Regions from separate parts of the Homo sapiens genome. Here region 2 is linked to region 1. Evidence: chromatin loops called from intact Hi-C (ENCODE). Cell type or tissue: breast epithelium. All regions are shown on one strand. Links, peaks and the distances in the headings refer to the core of each region. The heading gives the core; the rest is flanking DNA. Region 1 has its middle 16 kb from the start of C14orf180. Region 2 overlaps ASPG (asparaginase).

Region 1 (15,102 bases), core at 3,316-11,315:
CAGACCCCTGCAGGAGTGCCCCTCATGCTACAGATATTGAACGAGGTATCTGAGTACGCAGGGAGGTTTCTGGGCCCCACATGTGAGCCCTGCGTACACACCCCATAGCTGTGTCATGCCCAGGCAGGTGTGCACACGCGCCTGGCCCACGGGTACCTGTTCTCCTAGCATCTAGGGTACTGTGAGGTTACTCAAGTCTCCCCCTTACCCTCCCACCTCCTTTGCTCTTCTGTCTGGGGGAGAAGGCGTGTGAGTAAGTGGCCGGCGTCAGGCGGGAGCAGCAGGGGCATGTGTGTGCTGCGTGTGTGCTGCGTGTGTGCTGCATGTGTGCCGTGTGTGTGTCATGTGTAAGCTGCAGTGCCTTGCCTGGCACCACACAGGGAAGCCAGGCTCTGGCCTCCAATTTACAAGGCAGTTTGTTGGGACCCCTGAATGTTGGCCATGTACAGTTGTCCAGGTTGCACAATAAGGAACTAATTTAGGTTTACTGGAGGAGGGGTCAGATGTGCCGTGGGGGCGCCTCGATGTGGAGCACCCAGGAGAGATGTTGGAGATCAAAGGGCACAAGCAGGCTCTTGTAGGAGGAACTGTGTCCGACCCTGCTCACCATGTCCGTCGTCTGGCCTCACCTGCCCTGGCTCTGTCCCTCACTTGTGCTCCCAGCCCCCCGCAGCTGTCCCCATTCCCACGTATGGTGCTGCTGCATCCTCGGCATCTCTTCTTCCCACTGGAGTTGGAGCAGACCCACCGTGAGCCGGCACATGTGCCCACCCTGGGGCCTGGAAAACCGTGGAGGGCGGCACCCTCGCCAGCAGGGTTTGCACAGTCGCCTGGGCTTCCCCAGGAGCCCACATGGAGGTCATTCCCGAGACCGCCAGCTCCCTGCTGGGAATCACGTTTGCTTGTGAGGGATGTGTGTGTCCCGGTGGGAGAGCCATCAGGGAGCTGGGGATTAATAACCTGCACCCACTTGCCAGGTGGGAGGCCAGGAGCCCTCTGGGGTCCTGAGTGCTTCATGTTTGGGGCATGCTGCCCATGCCAGCCACAGGGATGCTGCCTTGAGACGGTCGGCGACTTTGTCATGGTGTGTGGTCTGCGGGTGCATGAACACACCCACTCCATAGCAGCCCGAGGAGCTGACGGAGGCTAATTAAGTTCTAGGCTTTATATTACACGAAATGGGGGAATCTTCTATAAAATCACCACTAAACGAAAGCCAAGTGCTGTGTGTGTGCAGAGCCGCCTATAAAGGATTCCCTGCCTGGCAGACACCGGAGAGGCTGAGGCTGTCTGGCAAATGTGGGGAGGGAGTTTATTGCTCACCATATGATAAAATAATGGAGTCATTAAGAGAAAATACTTTTCAGAGCATTAAAATTAGAGGTGAATTGATTCAGTGGTAAAACAGTCCCATTTTCCTTTTTGGGGTTTATTTAGAGCTTTTATGCGGCGTTCTCGCTATGATCCTGTTTGGAAGCCGCCCTGTGACGCGTCAGCTTCCCCGTGCTGGCTCTGGCCGCCCCGAGGCAGGACCGCTGCTGTGGATGGGAGGGTGGCAGCCTCCAGAGACCCTGCACACACCTTCCTGCTGAAGGTATTGGGGAGGCTGAGGGCAGGAGGGGCTTTCTGGGGACGCAGGGACCCCCCTTTGCTGCACAGATCCTGTCACTATTCATGTAGCACACTTGAACCCTGTGTCCAGTGCGCCGTGGCCCCAGAACCAACCGTGAGTGATGTCCAGGCAGGGCCTGCGGCTGAGGTGTGGCTAGGGGCAGGGCAGGAGTCCCATAGGGCTCAGGGGCGCTGGGAGGGGCTGGTGCTGGGGGTGGCAGTGGGAGCAGGACAGAAGGGGCAGCTCGCCAAGCTGGGGTTGGAGGGGCTGAGTGCAGGAGCCCTGGGGAAGGGCTGGAGCAGAGAAATGGGGTGGATGAGCTGGAAAGGCAGCGAGCTGGCCTCACAGACCCCGGGGTGCACCAGGGAGGCCCTGAAGGTGCAGGGCCCACCCAGCACCACTGCGGGGATGCACGTGACCTCCCACGTGGACCACGGCAGCAGCACGTGCCTGACTGAGGCCTCTGTGCTCCAGCTCCCTCTGCGCTTCACAAGTAGTGGCCCAAGCTCATGGCTCCCAAGGAGCTGTATGTCCCCTTTACAAGGGAGAAACTGAGGCTGAAGGTAGAGCAGGCGACCCTGTGGCCACAGGCAGCATCGCTGAGCTCCTGGGCAGAGGGGCTGACTCCTTAGGGTGGCCAGACAAGGCCCAAACGACCTCAGTTCTTCCTGCCCTGGCCGCAGCCTGGGTTCTGTCCTCACCTTGGTGTGGTGAAGGTGGAACAGCCCTGCCCCTGGCAAACTCCATCTTTTTTTTTTTTTTTTTTTTTTTGAGACGGAGTTTTGCTCTTGTTGCCCAGGCTGGAGTGCAATGGCACGATCTCGGCTCAGTGCAACCTCCGCCTCCCGGGTTCAAGCAATTCTCCTGCCTCAGCCTCCCGAGTAGCTGGGATTACAGGCATGCGCCACCACGCCCGGCTAATTTTGTATTTTTTAGTAGAGATGGGGTTTCTCCATGTTGGCCAGGCTGGTCTTGAACTCCCAACCTCAGGTGATCCGCCCGTCTTGACCTCCTAAAGTGCTGGGATTACAGCTGTGAGCCACCGTGCCCGGCTGCGTGCCCTGTCCTTTTATGGACGAGGATGCCAGGCTTGGCAAAGGCCTTTGAGACATGTCATGGCCATTTGGCCCTGTCCCTGGGGTCCCCGAGCTGCAGCAGGTGCCCCTCAGGGGGCACCTCAGTTCATTGTCTAGCCTCCCGCCCCCACTGGACCCAAGCAAGCGTTAGGGAGTGGGGGGCCCGTGTAGGGGGCCGGGGTCCTCCAGAACCCCTGCTCCCCAGGCTGCCCTGGGGCTGGGAGTGGGGAGGATGCCCAGGGCCGCCAGCACTCTAGAGCTGCTGGGTGTTTATCTGGGAGGCGATCTCCCTGCTTCTGGGCTGAGTTACAGTTCCATTTCTGTGGCTGAGGAGCGCCGGCCTCATGGGCCCCCACAACAGAGGACTGTGCATTTTAATCCCGGCAGGGTCCAGAGAGGGTGCGTGGCTCTAAAAGCCGGCGTGATGGATTTCTCTGGTCTTATCTTCATCTCGGCTGCCTCCTCAAAGACGGTGTTGCTCGGCCTCCTGCACACCACTATCTGGAAGCTGCTTTTAAAAGTGGGAATATTTGGATTCCAGACAATGGGGGGAGAATATTGGAAACGGAACTCTGAGAGGTGGAGCGAGCGACTGAGCTGCTGTCTAGAAGTGCTGGCCTCTCCTGGTTCCCACCTCAGGCCCCGGAGGGCCCCTCCCTGCTGCACAGCCGGCTGTGGCTCCTCCCGTCCTAGGCTGGGTGCCATACGCACTCCCACCTCCGGCCCTTCCTACCCCAGGGGCCTCCTTAGGTGCTTGCGGGCCTGGGCCTCCTGTGCCAGCTTTTGCCCCACCTCGCTCCTGAGCCTCCTTCTTTGGCAAGTCTTGCTTGATGGGTCTCAGGTGTGCCCCTGCCCATCTGTACCCCCAGGCCAGGGCAGCCCTGGCTCCCAGGACCGGGGTGGCAGTGTTTGCGGTGCTGAGGGGTTGTATGCGCAAATGCCTTCCCGTGGGCCCCATCTTGCAGTGTGGGTGGAGGCAAGGAAGCCGGGTGCGGGCAGGCTGGTGAGGTGCAATCTATTCCCTCTGTCATTACTTCTGCCAGCCCCGGGTCCTCCGCTTCCGAGGGGCTTCCCTACCATCCCCCACACAGACCTCAACAAGCACAGGAGAAACCAAGGCCCTCACGAGTCAGGCGGGCCAGGAGTCACCCCCAGATTGTCCTCTGCCCTTTCTGACTTTTGCGCCGCCCGAGCCTCCAGTGACTGGTCACTCCTGGGGAACCCTGCCCCCGGCTTGTCCTTAAACCACAAACCGGCCTCTCCAAAGCCCGAGGCAAGACCTGGGTCTCACAGGTGGGCATTTTTGACAAATTTTCTCTCTGCTGTGGTCAGCGAGTTCAGCTCACGTTCACACAATTCAAAGGGAGAGAAGTTGGGGTTCTCTCCATTCAGAGTCTCCAGAGCCCCGAGCCACCTGGTCAGTGCTCACCTGCAGAGCCCGTACCTGTGACTGTCTGAGCACCTGCTCGCTCACACCTTGTACACCGGTGGTGAGTCAGAGACCCTCCTGACAGGGTCAGTCAAATGGCATGGGGGTGCAAGAAAGCCCTGGGGAGCAGTCTCCAAGGCAGGGAGGTGGGTCTGTCTGTCACAGATAAGCTGTGGCCTCTGCAGAGCCGAGACAGCAAACTGAAAAGGCCGCGTGGCCAGGAGCCCTGGACCCCGGCAAGGCCGTCCTTCCAGCCCACTCGGGCGTGTAACTGACATCCAGGGGGCACTCTGGGAAGCTCGGGAATCACCCCTAGAAAGAGCCTGTGTTAAGTGCATCCCCTTCTCTCCTTCCCAGAGAGCCTCAGGCTTGCCTCCATTGAGTATGCACTAACCCTGCGGTCCCCGGCAGCCCCGGGTTGAGCAGGGACTTCACATTGTCTTCTGGTCTCATCCATCCTGCCCAGCTCTGCTGCCTGGGAGCCTGAGTGTGCCAGGGCAGAGCCCCATCAGGGAGTCAAATGTGTGCGGAGGACAGGAGGCTGGGGTGGCTGTGAGAGGGAGCTCTGCCCAGCAAGGATGCTGCCCTCAGGCTGAGATGGCTCTGCCCATGGGGTGAGCATCTGCCATCTGTCTTCCCCTTCATGGTGCCCTCCAGCCTGAGGGTGGGCCGGGTGGAGGCTGAACAGAAAGGTCAGGCGGTGGCAGGGACAGGACCCTGGGCAGGAGCTGGCTGGAGCCCCACCGTTACTTTCGCACAGACCCCTGTGGGTGGTCGGAGGTGCCTAGAGCAGAGGGTGGGGGTGCTCTGAAGTTGTGAGCCAGCCAGCCAGGGAACCCACGTGGGCTGGGACATGTGTCTGGGTGGGGTGGGGGTGCCTGCCTGGGCCCCCCCTTTCTCAGTGCGGTGGGGGGGACAGCAAATCGCATCTTGGCCCCTCTCTGGGGAAGGAGAGGGTGCAGCCGCTGCTGCAGTGGAGGCCTGAGGGCCCCGAGGGGCTGAGCACTGACTGCCCTGCTGGTTCTGTCTCCAGGGCCCTGGCGCTTGTCCTTGTCCTCGGGGCTGGGCTCTTGCCCTTAGGCCAAAGCTGGAGGTGGTTCAGGAGCCAACAGCCAGTGTGACCTCCATGGGGACACTGGCCAGAACCTGCAACTGGAGGGAATGGGGAAAGGCAAGCTGCCTTGGAGATGGGTCCGGGGAGGAGCACGGAGGGGCCAGGCCCCCCACAGCTTGCACACTCATGGTGACAAAACTGCCTGCTTCCCGCAGCTCACACGCTCCTCCTGGGGACAGGCTCCTTGGAAGCCCTGGGGCCCAGAGCTGGCTCGGCAGCCTCCCGCTGGAGGCCCCCAGCTCGTGAGGAGTTGACTCCCCCAGATGATGACTAAGGAGCTGTGGGGCACTGGGTGCTCTGTCCGCAAAGGCTCTCCCCGAGCCCGTGGACTGCTCCCTCTGGGCTCTGAAGATGAGGGGTGCTCGGGTCACTCATGGTGCGTGGCCGAGAGTGACTCCAACCTGACTTTGAGACGGTGCTAATCCTGGAGCACCAGGTGGGGAGACTCGCCCCTGAGAGGCTGACCTGATAAGGTCCACAGGGTGGTGGTGCTGCGGGCCCGGGGCCGGTGTGCTCCAGCTCTGTGCATGCCTGGATGTGGCCCTGGCCAAAGGCATTGCTGCCCTGTGCAGGGCTGGATGGTGGCCTTGAAAGCAGCTGCCTGGGACCTCAGATGCCCCATCCTGCCGGCAGGTCAGCCTGGCTTCCCACGGTGCTGGTGAGACAGGCGCCATGCATTGTTGAGACAGCGGAAAGCAGTGACGTCTTGGAGGCTTCTCGGGTCTGGCGGGCTGGGGACCACCATGTATGCCCACGACAGGACCCCCAACCTTTCAGCGCCACCCTGGCTGCCAGAGACACTCACGTGGAAGATACCGATATTAATAAATAACTTTTGAGTTACAAAACCATTGCTATCGCTATGGTGGGTGACAAAAGCCCCATGGTTGATGGGCAGCCGCGGGGCGTGAAATGGCTCGTAAATGTCCCTCCCGCCAGCCCCACGAAGCTGCGGAGGCAGTGCTGGGTGCTGAGACGTTGCGGTTTAAGACCAATGTTGATTAGAATTTTTTTATAAGTTTTTTTTTATAAGAGTAATAACAGCTCTTTTGAGACAATCACATGGCTCAGGAAGGGTTTTAAAGACCTTCAGGAATGAGAATTGGATTCGCAATCAGGAAGCGCCTCCCCCGGGCCACTCTAACGCCGCCTGTTTGTGTCTTTTTATTGCCATTTGCCCTCCAGGGATGGAGCCCCTTTGATGACTGAAGCTCCTTTTCAAGATCAAGGGCGCTGTTCCAGCAATGCCCGGACCGGGGCGCCTCCCCATCTAGGATGGGGGCTGGGGACCCCTGAACCCTGCCTTCTGCCAAAGTCTGGCGAGTTCAGGCCCAGGACAGCTGCCCAGTGTCCACCCAGGAGGCACCGGTGCCTGGAGGAGCTCGGGTCGGGCAGGTTGGCGGTCCCGGCTGTCGTGGGGCAATGGCCACCAGGTGGCAATGGAGGACTGGCCAGTGAAGAGGGATGCAGGAGGCAGGGCCTGACCCCGGGGGTGGGGATTGGCGGGACTGGGGGCCTGTGCTGTAGGGCTGTCCCACACTTCCCTCAGGCCCAGAAGCCTCGCTACCCAGAGGAACCCAGAGACAGCAACGCATTTCCTAAGGGCAGGAGCAACAAGGCCGGAATCTCGGGCAGGAAGGACCCACGTGGGTGTCTGGGCTCAGGGCAGCTTTTTTACTGGGACAAACTGCAAACTCATGGGCCCTGCAGTGTGCGGTGGCCTCGGGACACCCGGGGGAATCCCAGCCCAGTGGGGCCACGTGGCTCCCCAGTGGCATCCTCATGCATGGGCTGACTCCACTCTGGGGGCACCAGGGCCCCCTCCTCCCCCACACACAGCCTCACATGGGTCAGGGGTCCCCACAGGCAAGAGGGCTGCAGACAGTTCTGGGGAGGGGCTCCTAGCCTCGGGGGCCTGGCCATTGGCCCTGGTGCTCGGTGCTCAGGGAGGCAGCACACGCCTGTGCCCCTTGAGGGCTTGTGGGCTGGCCGGCTCAGCCCTGGCTTTGGGGGTGGGGTTGTGCAGTGGGCCATGCCCACACCCGGCTTTCTTTGTTGTGCCAGGAGGCAGGCTGTGTTCTGGGGAAGGGCCGGAGCTCCTCTTCACAGTCACAGCCCTGGATCAGGGTGGGTGTGCAGTCCGTCCCCAAACACCTGGGATCCCTCGGCAGGGCTGTTAGGCCGTGTGAGTTGGTGCGGCCTCCCCAGAGCATCTGGCAGCCGTGGGGGTGTTGGTGTCCTGAGGGCTGTTTCCTCTGCTGGGGGTGGGGTTTCCCACTGGGAGTTCTTCTATGGGACAGGAAGATGGCTGAGGGTCCTCTGCCCCTGCTCTCGAGTTCGGGGATAGTGATGGCAGCCTGCGCTGGGCTGAGGGACCAGGGGCCTCAGTTCCCCCGCAGCACAGGAGGAGGGGTCTGTGATGACTCTTTCCTTGGAAGGCAGCCCCAAGGCTCACCCTACAGGCCCTTGCTCTGTGCAGCCACCTGCTCCTGGCTGGGACAACATGCCCAGAGGCGGCCTTTGCTCTCCCTCCCTCCCTTCCTCCTTCCCTCCCTCCCTCCCTCCCTCCCTCCCTCCCTCCCTCAGGGAGCAGCCTGGGCTCATCAGGGAGACCCTCTCCCTCTGGCTGCCAGGGAGTGGTGAGGTAGTTTCCAAGCCGTCCTTGCTGGGGCATGTGGGTCTGAGCCTCAGGGTGTCTGCCCAGCATCCTTCCATGTGCTTGGACCCCATGTGCTGTGCAGATCCCAGGGGACCCTGGCCACCCCTTTCATTGGCCAGACAGCTGTGTCCGTAGAGCTCTGAGGGACTCAGAGCCCAGACATGGGCTGCAAGGGGGGTGGGTGGCTTCTTCTGCAGGTGGGGAAGAGCAATGGGGCCTGAGCCGCATGGACCCAGGAGCTCCACCAGCACCTGTCGCCTGCTGTGTGACCATGAGCAAGTCCAGCCACCTCTGTGAGGCCATGCCAGAGCATTTTGACTCAGCCCCAAACTGAGCCCGGATCCTAGCCCACATGGAGCCCTGATCCACCTCACACAGAGGCCTAACATTAGCTCACACTGAGTCCTGATTCCAGACACATGGAGCCCTGATTCCAGCCCACCCTGAGTCTTGATCTCAGCCCACCCTGGACCCGGATTCTAGCCCACTCTGAGCTCTGATCCCAGTCCACCCTGGACCCTGATTCTAGCCCATCCTGAGCTCTGATCCCAGCCCACCCTGGACCTGGATTCTAGCTCACTCTGAGCTCTGATCCCAGCCCACCCTGGACCCGGATTCTAGCTCACTCAGCTCTGATCCTGGCCCACCCTGGGCCTTGATTCCTGCTCACACAGAGTCCTGACTGCCGCCCGCACAGTCTGACCCAGGCAGGGCTCTGAGAGTCCGTGATGGCTGAAGGAGCATCAAAGTGGAGGGGACACATGGCGGGCTGGCATACCTCCTTCTGCTATGGGGTGGGAGTGGTCTTGGAAAATGTCTCCAGGAAGTATTTGACTCCTTTTTTTGATCCTCCTCGTTGTGGTTCTGGGGCCCACGCGACGTGTGGGGCAGAGGCTGTTCGTGGCCGTTTCTCTTGGTGTGGATTCCGCCGTTAGAACTTCTTTTCCATGGAGCAAGACTTGCTCTTAACCAGCAAACCCCAGAGGGAGGAACTCCCCATCGCTGGGCAGGCCCTGGAGGCTCTTTGTTGGAGGGCTGCAGGCTGGGTGGGGTCCCAGCCACGGGGTGGTCATCAACGCAGGGGCTGAGCAGAGGTGAGGACATCAGCGGGGCAGGAGGAGCAGCCTCTGCGGCCCCTCCAACCTGAGCCTGGGTGCCTGGCTGAGCTGGAGCTGAGCTGGAGCTGAGCTGGAGCTGGACGCACAGGCAGCCCTGCCTCCCACTCCGTAAACTTCCCTGATGATGCTGCCTGTCAGGCTCCCAGCCCCGTGTCAGTTCATTCTCTCTTCCACTCCACCCAGGATCCTGATCCTGCGTAACCACACTGACTGCGTGTGAGTGGGGGGGAGTTCTGAAAGATTACCTGCCACCAGTCCGTATGTAAATCCCAGGTGATTTATAAGCATGGACGGTTTTAAGGTCACCGGTGCGCAGAGCAGGTAGTCGGCCAGACTGCTGAACCAACAGTTTCCAAAGTGAGCGTGAAAGCATGAACCTGGCGCCTGCCCCAGCCTCCGTGCTGCTCAGGGCAGCTGCCTGTGTCTCTGCTGGATCCTTACAGAGGACGCTGGGGGGGTTCTGTGGAGCCTCGGGCCCTGTGGGCTGTCGAGGGGAAGGGCGGTGGCTCGGCCTGGGCATGTGAGGCTCACAAGAGCTGAGGGGCGGGTCCCGGTGGGTGCGCTGGAGTCCAGGTGTCTGGTGGGGCCCGAGGCAGGGAACGGGGTCCCATTTCTCCTGGGATGAGGAGGGTGACAGCAGGCTGGGTGGCCCAGGAAGCTGAGCTGAACATCTCTTGCTCTGTAAGCGGATGCTGGCCAGACATGGTGGGGCAGGCAGCTGGGGCAGGGAGGAAGGAGTCCAGCCCTCACCCATCCCCACCTGGCTGGGGAGGGCACCCCAGCCTGCTGGCCTCTGGGGGCTGGGATGGGAAGCTGATGATGGAGGAGGGTGGGAGGTGAGGGGGAGACCTGCCTGGTGGAGGGAAGCAGGTGGAGACTACAGAGAGGCTGAGTCCCCACTTTGCCAGCCAGGCTGGACAGGGGACACAGATATGGAACCTCCTAACTACTGAACGCTGGTGCCCAGCTCAGACCCTGTGGAGGGGGCCACATTGCCTGCTGAAGAGCGTGGCTGGGCCCAGCTATGGCAAGGACAGGTGTCAAGGGCTGTGGGCTCAGGAGGAAGTGGACACAGTCACTGGTGGGGCCAAGGGGAGTCACAAGGCTGGGGCAGGGGGGTGAGGGCGGCTGGGGAAGGCACTGCCAGGCACCCAAGCTTGCAGAGCTTCCCAGCCAGTGGCCACTGGGGGACTCTGAACCAGGCCCCTTCCCTTTCTTGGCCTCAGCTCCTCTGTGCCTGAAAAAGGGGCACTAAGAGTGGTCCCTGTTGGCCAGTGGCTCCTCAGCTGGTCCCCAAGGACAAAGCACAAGGTGGCACCACTCAGTGGCTTCAGGAGCTTGCTCCTGGCTGTGTGCATGTGTGAGCATGCAAGCTTGTGCCTGTGTGCAATGCACGCATGTGCGTGTATATGGGTGTGTGCGTGTGTGGCATGTATATATCTGTGTCCATGTATGTGGGTGTGGACATACGCATACATGTATGCATGCATGGATGTGCGTGCATTTGTGTGAGTGTGTGTGTGCGTGTGTGTGTGCACCGGGGAGCAGGGCTGACTGTCCTGGACGAGGAGGAGCCAGGCCTGCACGCATGAAGTGGCAGGCGTCGGAGGCTGAGTGAGATGTGCTTCTCCCCGTCGCGGTGGGGCAGGCTGTGGATTGGCACGGCTGCCATGTCCTTTTCAGTCCTCTTAATGTGAAGTTAATTAGGCAGAACATTCAAGAAAGACATTTGGAAGTTGATCTCAAATCAGAAGAGCCCCAGTGTGAGGAGAGGGAGGGCGAGGAAAGCCCCTGCAGCTGGGGAGCCTGTCTGTGTGAAGCCGGGGTCCTGGGCTGGGTGGCACTGTTGCTGGGGGGCCCCTGGGTGGGGCATTCCTTCCTGCCTGGCTCCCCCTTCCCCATCTGTCAAGAGTGGAAACAGTGAATGCGGGGCGCCCAGGCAGCCTAGGGGGAGTAGGGGCGGGTTCAGGGCACAGCCCGGCTGTCAAGTCTTGGGGAAGAGGAGGGAGGGACTTCTCTGGTGGCCCCACTAGGGTTGCAGGTCCTCCCAGGGCTCAGCTCCCTCTAGTTGGCCCTGGGGTTGAGTCCTGACCAGGTGTCTCTGCTGTCCAGGGAGTCTGGGCCACAACTCTGGCAGCCTGGGGACCTGCCTCAAGAAGGATGGCAGTGCTGGATGCCTGAGTGCCCTCCTGGTCTCCCACCCCCTGAACGCCCATGGTCGGGGAACATAACCTCGTCTCTGCGGGCGAGGCACACTCTGCCTGTGGGGCCAGTGTGGAGAAGCTGGTCAGGAACTGGAGGCCTGAAACTCGGGTCAGGAAAACCCCATGTCTGTCCCTGGGTGTGCATCAGACCAGGAAGAGGGACAAAGGCCACAGCAGCCCCGGGGAGATGCCAGTGGGTGAGTGTGCCTGGAGATGGGGATGGAGGGAGGCCGGGTGGCAAGGAGGCCTCACATGCCAAGGCTATGGCACGGCCTGGAAGGCTGGTGAGGGGATGTGGGCTCTGCCTGCACCAAGGGCAGCCCTGGGCAGGCAGAGGTGAGCCATGGCCATGGTCAGGGAAGGTGGAACCGCTGGGCCGTCACCTTGCACGGTGGTCCCAAGGCCAGCATCCCCGGGTGCTGGGACAGCATGGGGCACAACAGCCAGCCCACATAGAAATGAGGCAACGGGTCACAAGTGCAAACCCACAGCTAGTGAATATTTAACGCCTAACAAAAGTGCATGCATCATTAACCAGGTGCTGGTGGAGGAGCTGGAATAATTTGTCTTCTTAAAGGGGATTTGGTAATTTGTTAAGCTATTTTGAAACCTGCAGTCTAGCTGTGGGAGCCGCTCTGATTTCTAAATTAATTTGTGTGATTTAGAAAGTGGAAGCCTCTTGGTTCTGCAGGGGCCGCGGGCAGCAGGGCGGCCTTGCAGGCTCCTAGGTGTGCTCTGCATTTGTTGATTGTCCCATCCATGGGGACCCTGCTGAGGAGCTCGGCCCTGTGCACCCCGCCTCTCCCACCACCCTTGTTTCCATATGTGGAACCCAGTGGTCCCCCACCTCCCGGATGAGTTAGTTTACGAGCAGGTGCCACGGGAAGGTGGTCTCTGGAGGCTCAGTTTAACCCCCCTCCTAAGAGGATGCTCTTGGGCTGGAGGTGGGTGAGGCCATCTGGCCTGGAGCTGCTGGGCTTGGCTCTGAGATTGGCTGACACATCTGCAGTTCAAGGACCAGGCTGTGAGAGTCAAAGGGTGAGTTGTAACTATCACAGAGGTGACCACATGAAAAGCCCCAATTTCCAGCCCCAGATCCCCAGACCGTGAATCCCAGCTGTGGGTCACTGACTGGGAGCCTGCACTGTATCCTTCAGGGCCCTGGCAGGCCCCACAGGGCATCGCCACCCAGCTGGCGCCATCCCTGAGTCTCCGAAGGCCAGTCTGCCAGCCTCTCAGGCTGGCAGCTGCCAGACAGTGGGGACGTCAGACCAGTGGATTCTGTGAGGTTGAGTCCATTGCAGCTCGAAGGGAGACCCTTGGCTAACAGCAATGTTGTGCGGAAGGCCAGGCTGATGGGGAAAGATGGTCATATTTGCAGAAGCCTTGTGGCCAGGAAAGACCAGTCCATATTCAGATTAAGCGTCTCTTCTAGTGAGAACTAAGCGCTGCCTCTTTCATACAAAAGCAGTCCAACGTCATCACCTGTCACGGCTGCCCTGGTGATGGTGCTTCAACCTGTACTGAGCCTCAGTTTACCTCCCTAGCCAAACCTGAGTCCACCTCCCAGCTGAGCCTGGGTCCATCACCCCAGCTGAGCCTGACTCTACCTCACAGCTGAGCCTGGGGCCACCTTCCAGCTGAGCCTGAGTTCACCTTCCAGCTGAGCCTAAGTTCACCTCCCAGCTGAGCCTGGTTCCTCCTCCTAGCTGAGCCTGATTCCACCTCCCAGCTAAGTCTGGGTCCACCTCCCAGCTGAGCCTGGGGCCACTTTCCATCTGAGCCTGAGTTCACTTCCTGGCTGAGTCTGGGCCCACCTTCCAGCTGAGCCTGAGTCCACCTCCCAGCTGAGCCTGAGTCCATCATCCCAGCTGAGCCTGAGTCCACCTCCCAGCTGAACCTAGGACCATCACCTCAGCTGAGCTTGAGTCCACTTCCGAGCTGAGCCTGTGGCCATCATCCCAACCGAGTCTGAGTTCATTTCCCTGTTGAGCCTGGGTCTACCTCCCAGTCAAGTCTGAGTTCACCTCCCAGCCGAGCCTGGGTCTACCTTCCCAGCTGAGATGGGCCCTTGTGATTTGAGCCTATATCCCTATGGAGCCGTGTTCACCATGAGTGATTTTGTGGGTCCCTTCATTTGGTGACTTCTGGGTGTCAAGCACAGAGAGTTAAGTGAATCCCACCTGGATTGGCTGGGGGTCCCCAGCCAAGCATGCCCATCCTCTTGGTGGCCCACTCCTCACAAGCCTGGGACATCAGACCCTTGGGCAGCTCCTGAGCCCGACACACAGGGTCTGTTGGTGTGTCCTGGAATGGTGGGGAGGTGGTCCCTGGAAGAAGAGTAGGGGTGATCTGGCACACTGCTCTCTCCACGAGCCGTGGCCCGTCAGAGCCTGAGCACCTGAGGGACTTTGCCAGGCCTCTCAGCACTGGAACTGCTTCTCTCTGTCAGGCATCTGCTGCTGGCTCCAGAGGGGGATCTAGACAGGGGAGCAGAAGCCTCTCCAGCCTTGCCCTCAGATGGGCTGTGCGGAGGAGGGTCTCCTGCTCCCTGGGAACTAGAAGACATGGCAGAGAAGTCTGTGGTTTCCTTTGATTCTGGAAGGTTCTGGGGCAACTAGGGAAGGGTCAGGTTAGAGACTCTTACTGGGGAGGGGTGGCCAGCCGGGAGTGGACACAGTGACCATTTCCTGCAGGGCTTGGGGGCCTGGCTGGGGGCTGGCTGTGGGGGCTCAGGGCGTCACTCCCTGGGTGGGTGAGGGGGCCTGGGGGCTCCTGCAGACGCTGCCTTCCCTGACTCCCTGTCTTCTCTCAGCTCCCCGGGGCCTTTGGCCATAATTTGGTTTGGGCATCCTCAGTCTGTGTGGGCTGGAAGTCCCTGAGGGGATCTCCTTTTGGGCTCCTCTCCTTGGGCTGCAGGAAGAGGGGGTGACCCTCTGGCCCACGTGAGCCTGTCTGGCCGGGCCAGCCCATTGCCAGTGTCCACTGGGACAGGATTTGAGGGCCATGATGGCCACTTCCTCTGAGCTCCAGGTTGGACAAGGCTGCACAGGGAGCTCGGGTGTCCCTCTGGGCCAGAGGAGAGCCCTGGACCCCGGGGGACCAGCCCAGGCACAGTGTCACCGCAGCCCTCTTGTCTATCCCTGAGTGCCCCACCTGCTCCTGAGTGGCCCCCTAGTCCCTCGTCCCTCCAGGGGTGCAGAGCTTCATGCAGGAGGCTGGGAGCCTGGGGTGAGGGGCAGGGCTGGGCATGTCTTCAGAACGATGTGCTCCAGCAAAGCCCAAGCCGGGGCTCCAGCAAAGCCCAAGCAGGGGCTTCAGCTGCCACAGCCTCTGGCTTTGAAGATGGCAGCCCCGACAGCTTCTTTTCCATCTATAGTGCCTTTTTCAAGCTCTGGGCTTCAAAGCCAGCCTCGTAGCTCCTGGAGAGGCTCAGCCCCTGCTGGATATGACTGGGGTGGGGTGGGGATGGGAGATGGGGGAAGAAGAGCTGTGTCCCCAGGGACAGCGCTGGTGGCCTCAAGCCACTGAGATTGAACTTGAGGGAAGGGAAGCTGTGACCCCAGGGCAGATGGCAGATGCTCAGTTGGGTGTTTGCTCCTGGGAAAGGAGCAGAGATGACTGTGGATGGCCATCTCCACAACCCCCTCCCCAGCTCTGCAGAGCAGCCGCTTTTCTAGGAGCTCATCCAGTCCTTGCTGTACAGGTAGGGAAACTGAGGCTCAGAGAGACTCGCCCACAGCTGCACAGCAGGCAGGTGAGGGGCTGGACCCCTCCTGGGTCCTTCTTTCTGGCAGGGCTCACATGGCTCTGATTTTGGACTGCTGATCCCCACCTGGAGACCCACTAGGTGGGGAGCCTGCCCCTGGTCCCGCAAGCCCAGAATCTCT
Region 2 (15,102 bases), core at 4,466-12,465, 470 kb after region 1:
ATGCTGCTGTGCACCACCAGCCCAGCCTTCCCGTCCACCTTCCGCACCAGCTCCCTGTTGACTGAGGACAGGGAAGGGCCTGTGTGGTGCCTTCAGGCCTCCTGCCAGCCGAGACCCCAGCCCAGTGCCTGGCCCTCTGCACAGGCCGCCTCCTCCCTTGTTTTCAGAGCCCTGAGCCTTCGCGGCTCAGCCCCCTCGCCCTGCCTCCTCTCCCGCAGGCAAATCCTCCCGGGCTTCCGCGCAGTCCGGCCTGTGCCAGGCTCCGCAGCGTGCACGGGGCTGTGGGAGGAGGCACTCGTTGGCCAGCGAGAGACCGATGGCCGAGCAATGGGCAACACAGTCTCAAGGGTGAAGCCCAGGGAAACTCCGCTGGCCAGGCGAGGGGCAGGAGGGTCCTGCAGAGATGGAGGCCCGGCTGTGTCTTGCAGGCCGCATGGGGGCGTCAGGCGAGCGCAGAGGCGAGGAGGGCAGGCATGCCCAGCTGGGGAGCCACCAGCAGTCACTGCGCTGGGTTACAGGCATGGGGCAGCATCGTCGAACCAGCCAGCCTCCTCTGCCCCTTGCCAGGCACCCACTGTGCCCACTGCCCACCGGGTCAGTGGTTGAATGAGCGAACAAATGGACTTTCGGACCCCTCACCTCTGGGGAGAGAAGGCCTCCATCCAGTTCACCCCAAAATCCTAATGTGTGCCCATCACCCCCTCCCCACACCCAGGGTGGGTGATGGTGGAGGTGCAGGCCCCAGGTGAAGTGGGGAGGGATGGCTATTTGGGGTCAGTGCCCCTTGAACCCGTCCATGCAGAGGGGCTCCCCAGAGGACATGCTTGTCCTCGAGCTGAAGGCCGCCACTCTGGCAGCAATTGAGCCCCCAGGGTTCTGCCGACTTTCCCGCTCCATGTGGGTGGGGGTGGGAGGCTGATGCCACAGGCCCGGCCCCCAAACCCTCAGAGGCCAGCGCCAAGGCTGAGGTCCATTCCCTCTGCCCCTCTCCACACTCATGGCAGCCTCCAGCAGAGCAGGGCTGGACACTGGGGACTCCCACCACACTGTGAGGTGTCAGAGCTGCCCAGGGCAGTAAACACCCTGGAGGCTGGAGAGCCCAGCCCAGGAAAACCGAGGCCCAGGGGTGGGGAAGGGCCTGGGCGCCTGGAGAGCCCGGCACGGTGCTGGGACAGGAACCTGGGCAGGAGGACCCCCGCACAGGGCTCTTCCTCCTGCCCACAGGGAGATGTCACCCACATGTCTCCGGCCGCTTCCGCTAGAGCAGCTTGCATGCGATAAAAAGGACTTTCCTGGCATGGTGGAGCTGAAGGGGGGAGATGTGGGGTGCTGGGGATGAGAGAGGGGGGAGCGGAGCCCCCAGCAGTGAGTCTTCCACCCCCACCAGAGCCCACAGCATCAGTCAGCCCCACATGATGGCAGCGTGAGATGCCCTTTAACTGAGGGCGTGTGTCTCAGCCGGACAAGCAGATAAGGCATCAGCACAGGAAAGGAGGGGGCACCGCTGCCACTGGCAAAGAGTTATGGCTGAGAGGGGGCTACACAGAGACAAAGAGGGCCCACACCCACCCCGCACTGACCTCCCGCCTCCTGAGAGTCTGTGGATGCCACCCTTGGGATCCCAGTCCTTCCTGCCCAGGCCTGCTAGAGGCCAGGGGAATCGTGACCCCACACCCGGGGGCAGAGAGGAGCGCTGGTGGCTCCATGGCCAGGTGAGGCCTGCAGGCTCAGCCCCTTACCCCCAAGAGGGGCTATGGCCCTGTTCTACAGATACGGGAGCTCAGCACAGGAGCCGAAGGGTGTAGTCTGCGGCCTCAAAGCTGGATGCGGCACAGCTGGGGTGGCTGGGTCACGTCTGGGAGGGAGGTGGCTTCTCCCAGTGCACAGAGGAGGGCTCTGGGGCTCTGCTTTGGGGTGACCCAGCGTAAGGACCCATGGCTGGTGAGTGACAGGCCTGGCCTGACCCCACAGCCATATCCCCTTCTCCACCCTCCTCTGCTCCAAGGGCCCCAGCAGAGTGGGCCGGGGTCAGGGCTCAGCACAGAAGGGTAAGGGTGCAGGATTTGCCTGGGGGTGACAGTGTGGTCTCCTGAGACACATGGAAAGGACAGGGCCAGCAGGGCCTCCTCCAGCCTCCCACGCATCCCCCCACCCCTTGGCGCCGAGCCGACTGTGGACAGGAGCACCAAGCCCGCCCATGACTCCCGGACCAGCCCAGCCCCTCACTTCCCAGACAGTGGGTAAAAAGCCCAGGACAAGCCCTCGACAGGGTGCTGGCAGCTGGCACCCGGGCCCAGGCCGGCATTGCTACCCCCAGCTGGCTCAGAGAGGCTGAGGGTGCACACTGCCAACCTGTGCCCCTCCCCAGGGGCCCCAGCAGCCACGCCCTGGGCAAGGCCTGAGGTTTCTCAACACTGGGTGCCAGAACCGGCCCGGCAGCCCGGCATCAGTTTCCCACACCCACACGCACGTGGGAAACACTCAGGGGTGGGGGGCTGGGGCCAGGGCAGCCTCCCACCCAGACCAGCCTTAGTGCTGCGCCCAGGAGCTGCCCCACGGCCCTGGGCCTGAGGCCGGTGTGTCTTGAGCCTCGTGGCCTGCCCGGGCTTAGCACCCGGTGCTGGCGGAGTCCCTGGAATCCAGAGCACGGTCCTCTGTGCACTGTTGGGGCGGGGTCCACCCACCAGCAGAAGCTCCACTCCTGAGCCCCAGATAAGGTGTGAATCAGGCCCCATGGGGGAGCCGGGCCTGCAGGGCACCACCCACACCTCTTGCTGCTCCTTCTCCCTGGGCTGGAGGGGCCGAGTGCCAGCATCCAGCATGGGCAAGCAAGCCAGTACCCTACCAGCACCAGCTCACAAGCCACCTCCTCCAAGAAGCCTTGAGGGCTGCCCTGGCCCTCGGTGAGCAAGTGGGCCCCTGCCCAAGCCCCTGAGACCCGGTGTGCTGCACACACAGTAGACACACTGATGTGTTCTGGGCCTCACACTCCCTAGAAGGTGCTCCAGGGAGCAGCAGGAAGAAGGGACAGGGTGTGAGCCCAGGACAGGAGGGAACAGCAGGAAGAAGGGACGGGGTGTGAGCCCAGGACAGGAGACAGCGCACAGGCTTGAGTCGGTGCCTCCCTGTGGGAGCCTGCCTCTCTCTGCCTCCGTTTCTCACCTGTAGAACCAGGCAGTTTCCTCTGTCCTGTCCTGCTGAGGGGCCCTGGGGCAACAAGCAAGTCAGCCACCGAGCCCGGACTCCCACACACAGGCCTTGTCTTGAGATCCAAAGACGCTGCCTCCACCCGCTTCTGCTGACGGCCCCACAGCCAGACATGCCCAGAGCCCCTCCTGTCCCCCGACTTCTGGTAGATGCTCCAGGAAGGCCCCTGCCCTGCCAGACCCTTCCCAGGGCCCCCTCATGCCAGGCCCTGAAGCTCCCCAGGGTCCTTGCCTGTGTCTGGGGATTCTTCCAGGAAGCTGTGCCCCAGCAGCCCATAGCCCAACCCTTTCTCCAGGAGGGTCTGCTCCTCCTTAAAATGGGGGAGTGGGGAGCCTCTGCCGCACCGGGAGATTCCCTAGGAAGGGCCTCCCCAGGCGTCCAGTGACCTTGTGGGCTTGACCCACCAGCCCGCCATGGCCCAGGCCTGGACAGAAGCCCAGTGTGGGTGAGGGGGCGCCTCCACCCCACCCGCCCAGACAGGAACAGCTGCTTTGGTCCTGGGCAGGCAGCCCCACCCAGCCCCGGGTGAGGTGTCAAATGCCCCCAAAGGAAGGCCAGTGCTGCCAAGCCCTGGAGCCTCCCCGGGGCTGGACCCCACCTCAGTCAGTCAGGATGAGACACAGGGCAGGTTTGGGGCTGCCTTGAAACAGCAGGGGGCCAGGGCAGGCAGGATGCATCTCCCAGGAGGGAGGGGATGCTCCCGCTGCCTCAGGGAGGGGTGCTGGCGTGGGGTCAGGACTGGCCATGCTGGCCGTGGACCTGGAACAGGCAGGGGCCGGGTAGAGTCCAGGAAGCAGGGGCTCCCTCAGCAGGAGCACACCCCAGACGGAGCGACGGTAGGCCAGGGAGTGACTTCCGGGCAGGCCACTGGAGTGGCCCTGCGTCTCAGGTGAGGCCTGGCAGGGCACCAGTCTCTGAGAACAAGCTCCAAGGCTGCTCCTACAGCCAGGGCCAGGGGGCGGGCTTGGCCCCCCCAGGGGGAAGCCTCAGGACACAGGATCGCTCGAGTCAGCCCCACAAGGATGGCTGGGCTGCCCGCCGGAACCAGAGGACAGAAAGACTCCCTGAAACTCCTGGGGACGAGGCTACGGCACACAGAGGTGTGGCAGAGCCAGGTGGTCACTGGGGACCTCCTAGGCCTGGGGCGAGTGGTTGGGCAGGACACATGAGGGCCAGATGCCCCAAACCTCTCTTCCAGGCCTCCCGCCTCTGAGCCTGCAGGGACCTGAGGAGGCCCCCACCTCTGTGGCCACGCAGCAGCCCTGTCCACGCAGCCCTGGCTTCTCCACAGCCCAGGGCAGAACCAAGCCAGGGCAAGTCAGAACCAAGCATGGTGCTCTCAAACTCTGCCGAGTCCCAGCCACGAGCTCCCTGCAGCAGCCCCTCGCCCAGCACCAGCACTGGGCAGGCACCTGGCCCTGCTCCTGCGGGGCTTACTTGTGATGTCAGCACCCACTGTGGCCAGAGGCAGCAGGTTCGGGGAGCAGAAAGCTGCGAACCTCCGAGCGTCTACCTTGGTTGCCCGGTTGCCCCGAAACAGCTGATTCTGGAAGAAAAGGCAGACCTGCGGGAACGGAGCGACAGAGTTCAGAGCAGCGGCCACCCTGTCCCCGACCCATCTGCCCTCCAGCTTCCTCCCTGCCATCAATGAGGTGCCCAGACCCAGGGGGAGGTGGGACTGTAACCCCACCCACCGCAGGCAGAGACCTTCCTGGGAGCAGGTACTGCCCCTCTCGGGCCCTTTCCTGCCCTGCCACCTACCCGTGGGCTAACCGGAGCCTGCAGGGGCCTGGGGACCCCAGGGCCTGGGGCGTGCAAGTGGCTGGGTGGCAGGAGGGTACCGTACTTCCTTCCCTTCCCACCTGCCCACTGCCCCCAACCCTGCTTCTTACAGAGCCCTGGGAACTCATCCCAAAGGTGCAGCGAGCACAGCTGCTGGAGGCCCCTGCCCACGGTGAATGGGAGTCCCTGAGGCCCCTGCTCAGGAGCCCGTGTGGGGGCTCTAGTCAAGCTGCTCAAGAGCCTTGGGTAAAGCCACTGCCCCAGGGTGGGGGAGATCTTTGCACACTCCTTCCTGGGACGCCACAGGAAACAGGGAAAGACATGGGGGAGGGAAAGTGACACCCTTCAGAGCCCTGCTGGCTGCAACCTGTTTTTATAGAAACTTCCATACCTATCTCTAATGTAAAACCTCCATACGTATCTCTAACGTAAAACCTCCATACGCATCTCTAACGCAGAACCTCCATACGTATCTCTAACGCAGAACCTCCATACGTATCTCTAACGGAGAACCTCCATACGCATCTCTAACGCAGAACCTCCATACGCATCTCTAACGCAAAACCTCCATACGCATCTCTAACGCAAAACCTCCATACGCATCTCTAACGCAGAACCTCCATACGCATCTCTAACGCAGAACCTCCATACGCATCTCTAACGCAGAACCTCCATACGCATCTCTAACACAGAACCTCCATACGCATCTCTAACGCAGAACCTCCATACGCATCTCTAACGCAGAACCTCCATACGTATCTCTAACGTAGAACCTCCATATGCATCTCTAACGCAGAACCTCCATACGTATCTCTAACGTAGAACTTCCATACGTACCTCTAATGTAAATATCCACAACATAAGATCTAGAAGACAGTGCACCCAGCTATTGGCAGTGGCGTCTGGGGAGGGGCTGGGGGGACTTTGTTTCCTGGCTGCTGTCTGGGCTCCTGCCCCCACCCCACCTGCCCCGCCTCCACGTGCACCAGGCAGGTACCTCTGGGATCACATACTGGCCAGCCATGAGCAGTGCCCCCAGCAGGTTCTCACGGCCGTCGCTCCACAGGGCATGGATGGGCACCTGGGGGAGAGGCCACGGAGTAGCTGAGGCCTGGGAAGCCCAGAAGCCTGGGATGTCTGGCTCATCTCTCCAGGTAAACCCCCAGGCCCAGCCCAGGAGCCCCAGGCGGGTGTGGGAAAGAGAAGGACAGGCGGGCTTGGACTGCAGCAGGCAGCCTGGAGATGGGTGCCTTGGGGGAACGGGGCACTCAGAGGAGCTGGGCAGTAAGCCTGTCTCCAAGGCCGCCAACAACAGCTGTCCCTGCAGACGATGCCAGCCTGCACCCAGGGCCTCAACCCACCCACCAACAGCTGTGGCTGCAGACCATGCCAGCCTGCACCCAGGGCCTCAACCCACCCACCAGCTCCCTCTACAGGTCCAAGAGCCCAGTGCTGGCAGCAGGGGCCAGCCGGTCCCCATACTGGAGAACGCATCACAGGCCTCCCACCGCAGCTGCCCTGCCCAGCTCCCTCGCTACCCCAGCAGAACTATGGGCTGGAAGGAGGGTGGTGGGGGTGAGGGGTGGGTGGGCTGTGACAGAAAGGAACTGCCTCGGGATGCCAGGCACAGTACAGCTCCTCCCACAGCTGCCTGTGTCTAGCATGGGCGACTGTGCTATGGTTGACTGAACAGCGCGTCCCAGGAGGGCGCAGGTGGCGGTGCAGAGGCCAGGGTTTTCAGGAGGAGGCGGCCGGGAAGTGGTCAGTCAGAGGCTCTGGAGGGAGAGAGCCCTGGCAGGGGGTGGCAGTCCTGGGTCCTGGGTGCTCCCTGGCTCAGCCCTCACGTGGTACGTGGCTGTGGGTGAGCCCCTAGCCTGTAAGCCTCAGTTTCCCCACAGGTATAACAGGGATAAGGATGTCCCGGCACAGGCCAACATCAGAGTGAGGACAACATGCATGTGAACGTTCGTGGGTCCTGCGGTGCTCATAACTGTGCCCTTGATCCCCTAGAGAGGTCCACGGGATGTTCTGCTCCCCCAGGGCTCGGGAAGGTCTGGGAAGAGGAGAACCAGCTGGAGCCCTGTCCCTCCTTCTCGAGTTCTGGGGCGGGAGGCACTGCTCCACCGCTAACAGGTGTGTGCAGTGGGCCCTGGGGAGACTCTGGAGGGACAAGGGAGACGGCGCCAGGCAAGCAGAGTGGGGTGGCTGAGCCACCTCCCCGGACTGCTCCCCGCAGACCTCCTAAGAGGGCCTCCATGGAGCTTTCTGGAACTGCCACCAAGCTCAAAGGGACACAGGTACCGGTTTCCCATACAAGACCTTAGCCTCAGCCGTGGGAAAGGATCCCAAGGGGTTCAGGTGCCCACTGCCACCCGCAGGCAACATGGACCCCTAGTCAGCTTCTAGCCAACCTCCCCTGCCACATCCCCTCAAATCCAGTTTTCCAGAACACTCTACTGGCCTTGGCTTATGGGATTTGTGCTGGGTTAGGGTGAGAGAGGCAGGGAAATCGTGTGCCAGGGCCCCCAGGATGGCATCGCCTAGACCCACAGTGGGCGGAGCAAAGAGAGGGACAAAGGCAGGGACATGGCCGGGGCCTCCTGGTGCGGCTCTGTGCGCGGCCACCCTGATGCGCCAGATGGAGAGGTGGGCAGCAGCCGCAAGGAAGCATCGGGAGGAGAGGAAGGGATGCCTGGCACCCCCAGGGCCGAGGTGGGCCTGGCTCTGGGTGCTCCAGGGCCTCACAGCTCCCAGGGCCACCAGCAGGAGATGACCCCCCTCCTGCGGGGCAGGTGGTGCTGGCACCCGGGCAGGACCTGAGCATTTGCGAGCCCCAGCACGGGCCCTGCAGCAGCCACCTCAGGAGCTGCTGGGCTGAGCAGGAAGCCCGGGGTCCCGCAGCGGCCGCCCACAGCGCTGACTTGCCCTGTGGCCTCAGGAAGCCCCTGTTCCTAGGAGCCCCGGGCCCCTGGGATTACCTGGGCCCCAGTGAGGATGACAGTCTTCTGCAGGTTCTCCAGCATGAAGGACAGCATCGAGGCAGCAAAGGCCATGGTGTCGGTGCCGTGGATGACCACAAAGCCGTGGTACTGCTCGTAGTGCCTCTGCAGGAGGGGCGCATGCTCAGGCAGGCCAGCCCCTCGCAAGCAGGTGTGGGGGAGGTTGCAGCATGGGGGAAAGGGTCCGGATGCAGAGAGGAGGACTCAGGGGAGGCACCCGTGGGACCCTGGCCTGGAAGTCCCTCTCTGGAAGATTAGCCCCTGGCGTGGAGTCCTGGGACTCCCACGCTCTCCCTGCCCCGAGGCTTCCATGCCACTCGGGTGCACCCACCACGCTGAGGCTCCCCTCAGAGCACTCGAGAATGAGTCCCTCCAAGGGGCCTCTGCACACTCCCCAAGGGCGGGAGAGCGCCTCTCCATGGCAGCAGGGGGCTGTGGTGGTGCACGAGCCTCGAAGCCCAGACCGCGGGTCAGGCAAGAACACAACGGTGGGCACAAGGACGCCTGCAGGGTCAAGGCACAGCCATGGCCGGGAACCAGCAGGTGATCCTGGAGGTTGCCTGGATCTGGACCTGGGCGGCCGGGCAGGACACCGAAGGGCAGCAGTGAAGCTGGCCATGCAGGGACGTCCTCCGGCCACCACCCCCTGGAGGGTGGCTGGCCCAGGCTGCGGCTGCCAGGGCACCGTTCCGAGAGCCCAGGGCTCCATACGAAGCCTGGGCCTGCCCGGGGGGCCATTAAAAGACCAAGCCCCGTAGGCCTGGGAACTGCAGAGGAGCGGAGGCCAAGGAGGGGAAGGGCGCCCTCTGCTGGCCACTCGCGGCAAGACGGCAGGCTGGGCCACCTGAGCCGAGAAGGCCTTTGTGAGGCTGCCCAGGGCTGCTCCCTGCAGCAAGGACCGCAGGGCAGCTTCGTGGGCCTCAAAAAGCAGTCACGCCTTGCCCGGTGAGGGCTGCCGGCTACAAATGGAGGGTCCTGTCCTGGGTGGTGCTGCCTGCCACCCTGCTGCTGGGAAGGGGAAGCCTAGATGTTCCCACTCAGGGGAGCAGGGGGTTCGTAAGGGAAGCAGGTGAGAATTGGGACTGGAGCGGGCAGGAGGCCCCCTACTAGGGGAGGCAGCTCCGGTAACATGGGAGCGTGTTGTGATGGGGGAGAAGGGAGAAGAAAAGCTGATGGGGCGGGGGGTGGTTCTGCCTGCAGGGGGAGCACACAGGTCGCTGTAAACCACAAGAGTCTTTGAGAGGTGCTGTGGTCCACTAAGACTCCAACCAAGACTCCACTAAATCCACTAAGACTCCAACTGGGCGGGGACGGACAGAGGGCAGTGAGCAGGTCACCAGCCACGCACAAGGAGCTTGCTGGCCCTCGAGGTAGCATCACACACCACACACCGCGCCCCAGATACTAACTGGGACAGGCTAAGACAACTGTTCCCGTTGTGTCCTCATCTGGGAAGTCGACTTGGCCCTATACGCCCACCCCCAGCTTGCATGGGGGAGAGGAACTCAGAGCCTTGCCCGCAGCTCTGACACGTGGACCCTGCCCTTTCCTGAAGCTGCCATTCCCAGATGCTCCCAGGCCCCAGGCTGGGCAGGCCGACTCCACCCCAGACCCTGCAGCTCCTCACCCGTCCCAGAGTGTTTCTGCCGGCCACTGCCCATCCACCAGCCCCGCCCATACCCACAGCCCCGCCCACACTCATAGCCCCACCCACACCCTACAGCCCCACTCACAACACAGCCCCACCCACAAAACACAGCCCTGCCCACACAACACAGCCCACCCCACACCCACAGCCCCACCCACACTCCACAGCCTCACCCACTCTCCACAGCCCCACCCACACTCCACAGCCCCGCCCACACTCCAAGCCCCACCCACACTCCCCATTCCCACCCGTGCTCCCTAGCCCCACTCACACCCAACAGCCCTGCCCACTCTCCACAGCCCCACCCACACACCACAGCCCCACCCACACACCTCAGCCCCACCCACACACCACAGCCCCACCCAGCATTCCCCAGCCCCACTACCTTGATGGTCTGGGCAAGGCAAACCCACTCAGCGATGGTCATGTCACTGGAGTCGAAGAGGGGCTGGCACTCCAGCACGGTGTAGAGAATCCTCTGGTTGCGGCTGGCCGGGCTGCGGGACAGAAACAGCAGGAGGCGGAACAGCAGGCTCCCGCTCTGCACCTCCTCCTGCTCTAAATGCCCTGACCCGCTCTGTTCCCCTCTGGCAGAGCTGGGGCCCCTACGCCAAGGGCTCCGCACATAGCAAGTTCTCAGCATCCCAGGTACGGGGCCCGGCCCCCCTTCCACCTGGAGCTCCCCACAGAGGCAAGGACGTAGGTCAGGATGGGCCACTCCCAGCAGTCTTCTTCCCACACCAGCTCGAAGAGGGGGGCTGGGACCAGCCATCCCCAGGCAGGAGAGGATGCTTGCAGGAGGCTCGCCTGTGGCGGCTGTGGTGGTCAGCCACCACGAGGGCAACTCCCAGCTCACCCCCAGCTGTGGGGGACATCAGGGAGCTGGGCCCAGAGCTGAGAAATGGAAGGACCTCTATGCTGGGGGCAAGGCCACCTGGGCCAGCTGGCTCCTGATATACAGGATCCCTAGACGGGGCGCCCTCATCACACTTGCCGAAGCAGCCTGGCTGGGGGTGTGGGAGGAGGGTGGGGAGGGAAGGTGGGACCAGGCACGGGGCACCCTCAGAGGTTCAGGCTCTGGTGGAAGGCGACTGCTGGTCAGTCCTAAAGCCCTGTAAGCTGAGGGGATGTTAGAGACAGGGGTGAGCAAATGGCTCACGTGGGCCTGGCCAGCAGTGCCCAGCCTCAGGATCGGTGCCCCTCAGCAGCCATGCCCTGTCCGGGACTGGGAGGAGCCCACACTCACGGTAGCACCAGGGTGTCCTCAGAGAGGCCGCGGGCTCGGGCGTGCTCCTCGTCATGGAACATGGGCAGTGTCCTCAGGATGGCAGCCAGGCCCGTCCCGGGCACAAGCACTGCAGGCAGAGTCCAGGTGGATGCTGGGGTCAGGGGCTGACAGCCATGGCCGCCTCCTCCCTCACTGAGGGGCAGGACCAGAGCTGGTGGGATGGGGCTCCGGTCTTATGACAGTCAGAGGCTGGGAGGAAGGGCTATGGCTGCCCCTGGGACCCCTCAGAGGGCAGGCGGCTGACCCGCGTTTGGAAGCCATGGCTTCCTGCCTTGGAGCCCGTGGTGATTCCTCATTTCGCACCTGGACGGCCCCAGGAGCTCTGCCCAGGTCTCTAGCTGCTCCACCCAGGCCCTGCCCCTGCTCCCACCTCCTTCTCCAAATGCTTAGTCCACACTCCCCACCAAGGCCCACGGGGCTCAGCCTTTGCCTCACTGTGGATATACTGTGGGCTCTGCCTGGAAGTCCTGCCTCGTCCCCACTTCTCACCCAGTAGGTGCCTCAAGGCCCAGATTGGGACACCACCCCCAGGAAGCCCTCCCAGATGCCCAGGCTGTAGTGCTATTCCCACATTCTCCCTCACTGGCCCTCGAGCTCCCAAAGGGCACGGACTGTGTGACTCCCTCAGGGTCCAGCCCAGGTCCCCTTCCCCAGCTCCCCGACCTGGAGGGCCTAGCACACAGCAAGTGCACAGACGGGCTGGTCCCACCCCCAGCAACTCTGCCACCTTCCTGCAGCCTCTGCATCTCAGTTCTGTCCCTTAAATGGAGACCTGGCCACACCACTCATTCCCTGGGGCCAGCTGCTCAGTATAAAGCCCTGACCCCTCAGCCACCCCTCCAGGGCCTCCAGCAAGTCCCAAAGCTCCCTCCCGGCCCTCCCTTCCCTCCCCCAGCAGCAATGCCCCATCCTATCCTGCAGATCCCAGCCATGGTCACCTGCTTTCCCCCCTCGCCCTCTGCAGCTGTACCCATCGCCTATCACTGGCTCACAAATTAACCCCAAACTTGGCAAGTTAAAGCAGCCCCCTCTAATATCCCTCCAGCCGCACCCCTCCCTGACATCGCCCTCCACTGCTGGGCTCACCCTGGTCTCCACATCTCTGCCTGTTAAGTCACCAGCCCCGGGACACCAGCCCTTGGCCCCGTGAAGGTTTATGGCACCCGTGATCCTCCTCTGGCCTTACACAAAGGCCTGTGGAGCCCCGGGGACGTTTGCCAGAGGACTGGAAGATGCAGGCCGGCTGAGGTGCAGCCGCTGACAAAATCACCCCGCCAGTAGGGCTCAGCCAGCAGACGGGGGAGGCGGAGCCCGCACATGTTTGTCTGCCCGTCTGCCCTCCGAGGCGCCCAGAGCACAGCCAGGACACGGGCTGCCGGAACAAAGGTCTGGATTCACCAGCCTTGTGAACCCCAAGGACCCAACCTCAGACCCTGGGCATCCAGGGGGCTCAGGGTCCACCCCACACCGGTGTCCAAGTGTCCCTGTCTCATGTATGGTGGGTTGAAAAAGCATCCTAGATGTCCGCATCCCAGGGCCGGGCGCAGTGCCTCAGGCCTGGAATCCCAGCACTTTGGGTGGCCGAGGTGTCAGATTGCTTGAGGTCTGGAATTCAAGACCAGCCTGGTCAACATGGTGAAACCCTGTCTTTACGAATAATACAAAAATTAACTGGTCATGATGGCAGGTGCCTGTAATCCCAGCTACTTGGGAGGTTGAGGCGGGAGAATCACTTGAATCTGGCAGGCGGAGGTTGCAGTGAGCCAAGATCGCACCACTGCACTCCAGCCTGGGTGACAGAATGAGACTGTCTCAAAAAATTAAATAAATACATAAAAATTAAAAAGATGTCCACATCCCAATCCCCGGTACCTGTGGGTGTCACTTCATATGGAAGTGTCTTTACGGATGTGATATTAGGGGTCATGGGGCGGGAGGTGGCCCTGGACAATCCAGGTGGGCCCTAAACGCCCTCTCGTGTTTCCTCACAGGTGGAAGGCCACAGGGCACGGGGAGGGGAAGGCCATATGACGACAGGGCAGAGCGGCCCTTGGAGATGCTGGCCTGGATGACTGGAGTGATGCGGCCACAAGCCAAGGATTGCAGCAGCCACCAGACACTGGAGGTGGCAGGGGTGGCTCCTCCCGCAGAGCGTCAGGACGGAGCGGTGCCCTGCAGCACCTTGGCTCAGCCCGGGGAAACCCCTCTCAGGCCTCGGCCTCCAGAACCCAGAACGAACTTCTGTGATGTTCAGCCGCCCGGCACAGTGGCCACAGGAAACAAAAAGTCACTCTCCACTCATCACGGCGGGTGAAGCTGGGGTGCCTTATGGGAAAGGTGGAGGGGGCATATCTGGTTTGGTTTTGTGGGACATGCTCACGTTGTGCAAGGTCACCTCCAGCTGCTGCTGACTCATGTGGGGGAACAGCTTCCAGAAACTTCCAGGAATGCTGCAGAGTGGTAGGCGTGGATATGGGCCCTGCTGTCCCTGCTGGGGGCATGTGTGGGCACCACAGGCGAAATCAGCCAAAGACAAGACTAAACTCTCTTGGTGTCCTCTTCTCTCAAGCAAAACACTCCATATGTGCTTTTGCAGTGGTTTTTATGGCTCACACCTGTAATCCCAGAATTTTGGGAGGCTGATGCAGGAAGATCATTTGAGCCCAGGAGTTCAAAACCAGCCTGGCCAATTTCTTTCTTTTTTCTTTTTCTTCTCCTTTCTTCCTTTTTTTTTTTTTTTTTTTTTTTTTTTGAGGCAGAGTCTCACTCTGTTGCCCAGGCTGGAGTACAGTGATGCCATCTCGACTCACTGCAACCTCCACCCACCCGGCTCAAGCAATTCTCCTGCCTTAGCCTCCCGAGTAGCCGGGATTACAGGCATGCACCACCACACCTAGCTAATTTTTTATTTTTAGTAGAGACGGGGTTTCGCCATGTTAGCAAGGCAAGTGAACCACCCGCCTTGGCCTCCCAAAGTGTTGGAATTACAGGCCTGAGCCACCATGTCTGGCCAAACGTTCCTTTTTCAAACCTATACTGTCGCCAGTAAAGTTTTCTTACCAACCTGCGAGTGGACCACTTTCCAACTCTGGGGCTCCAGCACTCACCCCGCAGTCAATGTGTTGTACGTCAGCAGCCATTCTAACAGGTATGTAGTGGCATCAGTTTTTTTTGTTTGTTTGAGACAGGGTCTCACTCTGTCACTCAGGCTGGAGTGCAGTGGCGAGATCTCGGCTCACTGCAACCTCCACCTCCTGGGTTCAAGCGATTCTCATGCCTCAGCCTCCCCAGTAGCTGGGACCACAGGCATCTGCCACCACATCTGGCTAATTTTTTTTTTGTATTTTTAGTAGAGACAGGGTTTCACCATGTTGTCCATGGCTGGTCTTGAACTCCCGATCTCAAGTGATCCACCCACCTCAGCCTCCCAAAGTGCTGGGATTACAGGTGTGAGCCACCGCGCCCAGTCAGCTGGGGCAATTTCTTTTGTTATTTTAAATAAACACCAGCTTTCAGCCGGGCACGGTGGCGGGCGCCTGTAGTCCCAGCTACTCGGGAGGCTGAGGCAGGAGAATGGTGTGAACCCGGGAGGCAGAGCTTGCAGTGAGCTGAGATCGCGCCACTGCACTCCAGTCTGGGCGACAGAGTGAGACTCCATCTCAAAAAAATAAAAATAAATAAAAAATAAACAAACACCGGCTTTCACACCTAACTATGATTTTGTAACTTGTATTACTTTTCTCAATGAGGGCCCTCCAAAAGCTTCAAGGGCTGCAGAATCTGAACCCTCCAGCCCTGCCTGGAACCTCTTCCTTGGCCCATCCAGGCAGGTGCCTGAGTTTGCTGGTGACTTGGAAACTCCTCAGCCCCCTGCCAAACACCTGGAAAGGAGGCTTTGCTCTCTAAGACAATGGGCCCCACTGTCACCAGCGAAGTCAAGCTTAGGCTTAGAAACTTGTGAACGTGTAGCACCCATTCAGGAAGGAGGTCCAGGCCAAGGGCACAGACGCCACTGCAGTAACCAAGAAGCCATGGGCATCACTCCACTGACACTCTCGACTGCTGGGACCCGTGTGGTCACCGGGCAGGGAGCTTCTCTCAGCTGCCTGGCCCCAGATCTCTGCCCTCCCTGCTGTGCCTGCAAGGAGCCGGGCTCAGGAGGGACTTTGGGACAGGCC

Evidence for each region. Peaks named below come from ENCODE experiments on the same cell type or tissue, not always from the same donor. Only the 100,000 strongest peaks of a DNase experiment are listed, where the experiment ranks them.
Region 2: a loop joins it to region 1, with 2.9 times the contacts of the local background. A loop is called at or near these places in 27 of 110 quality-filtered maps.

What each region holds. Positions count from the first base shown.
Region 1 is chr14:104,555,764-104,570,865 of GRCh38, reverse strand. No RefSeq gene overlaps it. Among named protein-coding and RNA genes, the nearest start is that of C14orf180, 16 kb to the left of the region's middle. RefSeq lists enhancers at 4,998-5,742, 5,743-6,489, 7,146-7,707. In breast epithelium, for the core only: a CTCF peak has its summit at 6,664 (motif pointing right); a DNase peak (open chromatin) is centred at 6,655; H3K4me3 peaks cover 466 bases; H3K27me3 peaks cover 7,135 bases.
Region 2 is chr14:104,088,522-104,103,623 of GRCh38, reverse strand. ASPG (asparaginase) reads right to left here. Exons shown (of 16, transcript NM_001080464.3): 2 at 10,883-10,991; 3 at 10,022-10,133; 4 at 7,968-8,093; 5 at 5,987-6,070; 6 at 4,645-4,771; 7 at 1-61. Among named protein-coding and RNA genes, the nearest start is that of ASPG, 10 kb to the right of the region's middle. In breast epithelium, for the core only: a CTCF peak has its summit at 8,815 (motif pointing left); a DNase peak (open chromatin) is centred at 8,827; H3K27me3 peaks cover 4,035 bases.